Linked DNA regions of Homo sapiens: region 2 is linked to region 1. A link is a loop called in an ENCODE intact Hi-C map of the cell type or tissue named here. Cell type or tissue: PC-3. All regions are shown on one strand.

Region 1 (2,500 bases):
CCTGCTTTGTTGGTGCTTATGAGGTTGAACTGAATTAATCCACGTTAAAACTGTTGAACAGGGCCTGGTGTGTAATACCTTCTGAATAATTGGGGGCTGGGTCCACTTCCTTGCACCCGAGGCTGCTTCTTTTCTAAACCTATCACTGAACAATAGCTTACTAGATTACAGACACCGCAAGGGTAGGAACCACGTCTGACTTTACCCTCCACCTGGCAGAGGGCTGGGCACAGACCACGTGCTTAAAACGTAACTGATGAATGAATAAGGCATGTCCATGAAGTCTCATTTGGAATATGCATTATAAGGAGGCCAGTGTTCTGTGGGGCAGCAGGGACTGGTCAGAGTGAGGTTGGAAGCAGAGAGACCCCGGATGCCACTCCCTGGATAATGTTCCAGAAGCAATGTGGTCTCTGCCCAATGTACTCTCTCTCCCTTCCCCACTTTACTTAAATTATTTTGAGTCTATGTAGTGTTTTTAAACCCAGCATGCTGCTATGGAAGTTTTCAAGCATTCAGGAAAGTTGGAAGAATTATACCATCTTATTTTTTTAAGAGCAGGGCATGTCCACGTGTGCTTGTGGGAACTTCAAAGTAAACTGCAGAGACCAGGCCATTTCACCCCTCAGCACTCCTGCCTGCATCTCATTAAGTAGAGTTCATTCACAATTCATGGGTCTTTTATTCTTAGATGCCATTTTACATGGTAAAATTCCCACCACAAAATTGTACCATTCAACAGGTTCTGAGAAATGCATACACCCATGTAACTCAAACTCTACCATGGCTCAGAACACTTCTGTCATTCCAGAAAGTTCTCAGGTGCCCTTCTGTAAGCCTTGCCTGAGGCAGGCACTGCCCTGTTTCTCTACCACAAGGCAGTTCAGCCTGTCCTAGAGCTTCATAGCAATGGAATCCTGCAGCGTGTACTCTTTTATATCCGCATCATTTTTAAAGACTCCTTCAATGTTTTCATTGCATCAACAGCTCATTTATTTTTACAGCAGTGTAAATATGCCACGGTGTGTTTAATTATGCTCCTGTTGATGGACATCTGGGCCACTTCCAGTTTTGGGCTATTAATGTGTATTACTTTTATAATTCAAAAGCAAAATGAAAAGAGGCCTGTAGGGCTCCTCCTTCCTGACAGGCTAGCCATTAATGAAGATCGAGGAGGGCCAGGAGCTCTGCTAAGGACCTCATGTCACTGTCTCATATCCTAGCACCCCTTCTCTGTAGTCAGCACCTTAAGCACACTCCTGTGCCCTCTTTGAGACTTTCGGTCTAGCTAGGTGGGGGTCTCACCTCCTTCCCACCTCTACTCTGCCCATCCTGCCATAAGTCCTTTTGCCTCTTCCAAGTTCACTATTGTCCCTATGGTGCTGATGTCGTCCTGCTTGTGCTTGGGTTGGGGCATGTTCTTACCAGAACAGCAGGTCCAAATGCTCAGAGGGCAGATGCCTGGCTCGTGAGTTTTTCCTCACTCTAGCACCTAATTCCCTCACCCCTCCAGTCCCTGGCTCCACATACTGTATGTTTAAATGAGCATCTGGGCCAGGCGTGGTGACTTATGCCTGCAATTCTAGCACTTTGGGAAGGTGATGTAGGTGGGTTGCCTGAATCTAGGAGTTAAAGACCAGCCTGGGCAACATAGTGAGACCTCAACTCTACAAAAAATAAAAATAAAAATTAGCCAGTTCTGTTGGAGTGTCTCTATAGTCCCAGCTACTTGAAAGGGTGAGGTGGGAGGATCACTTGAGCTGGGAAGGTCGAGGCTACAGTGAGCTGTGATCCCACCACTGCACTCCAGCCTGGGTGGCAGAGCAAAACCCTACCCCAAACAAACAAACAAAATGAGCATCTGCGGCCAGGCGCGGTAGCTCACACCTGTAACCCTAGCACTTTGGGAGGCCAAAGCGGGCAGATCACGAGGTCAAGAGATCAAGACCATCCTGGCCAACATGGTGAAAACCTGTCTCTACTCAAAACACAAAAATTAGCTGGGCATGGCGATGCGTACCTGTAGTTCCAGCTACTTGGGAGGCTGAAGCAGGAGAATTGCTTGAACCTTGGAAGCGGAGGTTGCAGTGAGCTGAGATCAAGCCACTGCACTCCAGCCTGGCGACAGAGTGAAACTCTTGTCGAAAAAAAAAAAAGAAAAAAGCATCTGCTGGTGATTCTGAGCATGGGTGTGTGTGTTTGTGTGCATGTGTTTGCATGTGAGCATGCACGTGTGTGCGTTTGCCTGCATGTTTGCATGTTTGCATGCATGTGTGTGTTTGCCTGCATGTTTGCATGCACGTGTGTGCATTTGCCTGCATGTGTTTGCATTTGTGCATGTGTGTGTGTGCACGCGTTTGCCTGCATGTGTTTGCATGTGTGTGTGCATTTGCCTGTGTGTTTGCATGTGTGGATATGTGTGCGTTTGCTTGCATGTGTGCATGCATGTGTGTGGTATGTTTGCACGTGTGCATGCATGTGTGTGCGTTTGTATGTGTGC
Region 2 (2,500 bases), 63 kb before region 1:
TCTAAACCTCCTACATTTAAAAAGACCAACACTCTACCATGAAGGATGGAGGGAGAAGCCAGGATAAAACAATTCCCTCCCGGATGGACCCGCCCCTGAACACCTCCTCCTTCCTCCCTCACTCCTTTTCCTATTTTATCTGTCAACAAAAAGAGTCCAACTCTGTAAAATATATGAAGAGATTTATTCTGAGCCAAATATGAGTGATCAGTGGCCTGAGTTAGAGCCCAAGGAGATCCTGAGAACATGTGACCAAGGTGTCAGGCTACAGCTTGGTTTTATACATTCTAGGGGGACATAAGACATCAATACATCTAAGACATAATCAATACATGTAAGATGTACACTGGTTTCGTCTGGAAAGGCAGGAAAATCGGAAGGGAAGGGGTTTCCAGGCTGTGGGCAGATTTGAAGATTTTTTCTTTCTTTCTTTTTTTTTTTTTTGAGACAGGGTCTCACTCTGTCACCCAGGCTGGAGCGCAGTGGCGTGATCTCGGCTCACTGCAGCCTCCACCTCCTGGGTTCAAGCAATTCTTCCACCTCAGCCTCCCGAGTAGCTGGGACTACAGGCAGCCGCCACCATGCCCAGCTAACTTTTGCATTTTTAGTAGAGATGGGGTTTCACCATGTTGGCCAGGCTTGTCTCGAACTCCTGACCTCAGGTGAACCATCTGCCTCAGCCTCCCAAAGGGCTAGGATTACAGGCGTGAACTACAGTGCCTGGCCACATTCAAAGATTTTCTGATTGGCAATTGGTTGCAAGAGTTATTATCTAAAGACCTGGAATCAATAAGGGGTTGTGGAGAGTAAAGTTTTGTCATGCAAATAAAGCCTCCAGGTAGCAAGCTTCAGAGAGAAGAGATGGTAAATGTTTCTCATCAGACTTCAAGAATCTGTTCTATCAGTCTTAAGGTTTCTGTGTTGATGTTAATGTTGGTCAGCTGTGCCTGAATTCCCAAAGGGAGGAGGGTATAATGAGGCATGTCCGACTCCCACTTCCCATCATGGCCTGAGCTAGTTTTTCTGGTTAACTTTGGAATGCCTTTGGCCAAGGGGAGGGGTCCATCAGTTAGTTGGGGGACTTAGAGTTTTATTTTTGGTTTACATACCAAGGAAATGAAAAGAAGTTAATGGTTGACTTTAGGGCACATAAAAGATTGAGGCCAGAGAACGCCTGGGTAAGTCTTTAATAAGCTATACACATCACAAAAATATTTGTTAGTATTAGTATTTCTATTTGAGAAGGAAACTGTAAAACCAGATTGCCTGGGTGGAGCGAAGCCGGAGGCTCTGACAGCCTGTGGAGGGTGAGGCTCCTAACTGCAGCTGAGTCCCATACTCAGCTAAGCAATGGAGGGCCCTGGGGCGGACATACTCCTTAGGCTGTTTGCTTTGGGAGAAGCAGTACAGCTTGGCACTTAGGAGTTTGGACTCTGTCAGTGGACAGAGCTGGTCCAAGACCTGTTCTACCACTGATTAACATGAACTTCAGCAAATGCTTGTGTTCTCTAAGCCTCTGTTTTTCCAGTGTAAATTGGGTAAAAATACTCATCTTCAAGACTGGTGTAAGTATACAATAAATAGCACATGGACTGTGGCAAGTATATGAGTGACACACATGTGCTTAATAAATTAGTGATGTCACCTCTCAGCAGTCTATCTACAGTCTCTTTTTGAAATCAGGTGGTGTCCTCAGCCCCAAATTGGAAGGGTAGGCATACCTCCACCAGTCAGAAATCCTCTGCAGTTGAGGGAGCCAGATGCTAACATCCAAAATACCGACTTCAATGGGGGCCCCATTTGCAGGGAAGATACGCAATTTAGTGAAATGAACCAGCAGTCAACCTTTGCACTGCCACGTTTTCACAGACTTTGGAGACCATAGTTGGCAACATAAAATTTTGCACTTATTGCCATCCTATTACACGAGTTAACCCTAGGATAACATCTCCATATCCTTTTCTTAGACAATTTTATCCTCTTTAGGCTTTCTATATTCTGAAAACTGCTACCAATGCATTTGTAGCCCAAAGCTCTCTTTCAAGCTCCAGACTCCCAGATATTTAACACCTCCTTGGGTTTTCACAGGCTCATCAAACTTAACACATACGAAGTGGAACTCTGTATTGCTCTGGCTTCTTTTCCTACCAGATTGATCATCTCCTTAAATAATGCCTCCATGAATGTGGGTGGTCAGTAATGGGCCATCCTTGACTCTTCTGCTCTCCTCACATCTAATTCACCACAGCTTTGCTGGGTCATTCTCCAAATTTTGCCTCCAATTCTTTCCTCTAGCCAGGGACCAGTTTCTGAATGATCACAGTCTTCTCCTATCTGGTCTCACTGAGGCCACTCTTGCTCCACTGAAATGCTGTCTGTGATCAGCAGTCAGGGTGAACTTTGTAACACCAAATCCTATTACATCATCCTATTCACAAGAGAGAACAATGGCTTGGAATGGGACAATGGCCATGGAGATTCAGGGAAGTACAAAGCGGGT

Evidence for each region. Hi-C counts contacts between places; a loop is a spot of excess contacts. Peaks named below come from ENCODE experiments on the same cell type or tissue, not always from the same donor. Only the 100,000 strongest peaks of a DNase experiment are listed, where the experiment ranks them.
Region 2: it touches region 1 in a loop (2.5-fold over the local background); 5 of 110 quality-filtered maps call a loop at or near these places.

Annotation. Positions count from the first base shown.
Region 1 is chr20:19,711,303-19,713,802 of GRCh38, reverse strand. All of the region lies in intron 15 of SLC24A3 (solute carrier family 24 member 3), which reads right to left. Among named protein-coding and RNA genes, the nearest start is that of RIN2, 46 kb to the left of the region's middle. RefSeq lists an enhancer at 2,000-2,500. In PC-3, no CTCF peak of the experiment used is centred here; no DNase peak of the experiment used is centred here.
Region 2 is chr20:19,774,676-19,777,175 of GRCh38, reverse strand. The region is part of intron 1 of RIN2 (Ras and Rab interactor 2); the gene reads right to left. Among named protein-coding and RNA genes, the nearest start is that of RIN2, 18 kb to the right of the region's middle. In PC-3, no CTCF peak of the experiment used is centred here; a DNase peak (open chromatin) is centred at 1,205; H3K27ac peaks cover 2,130 bases.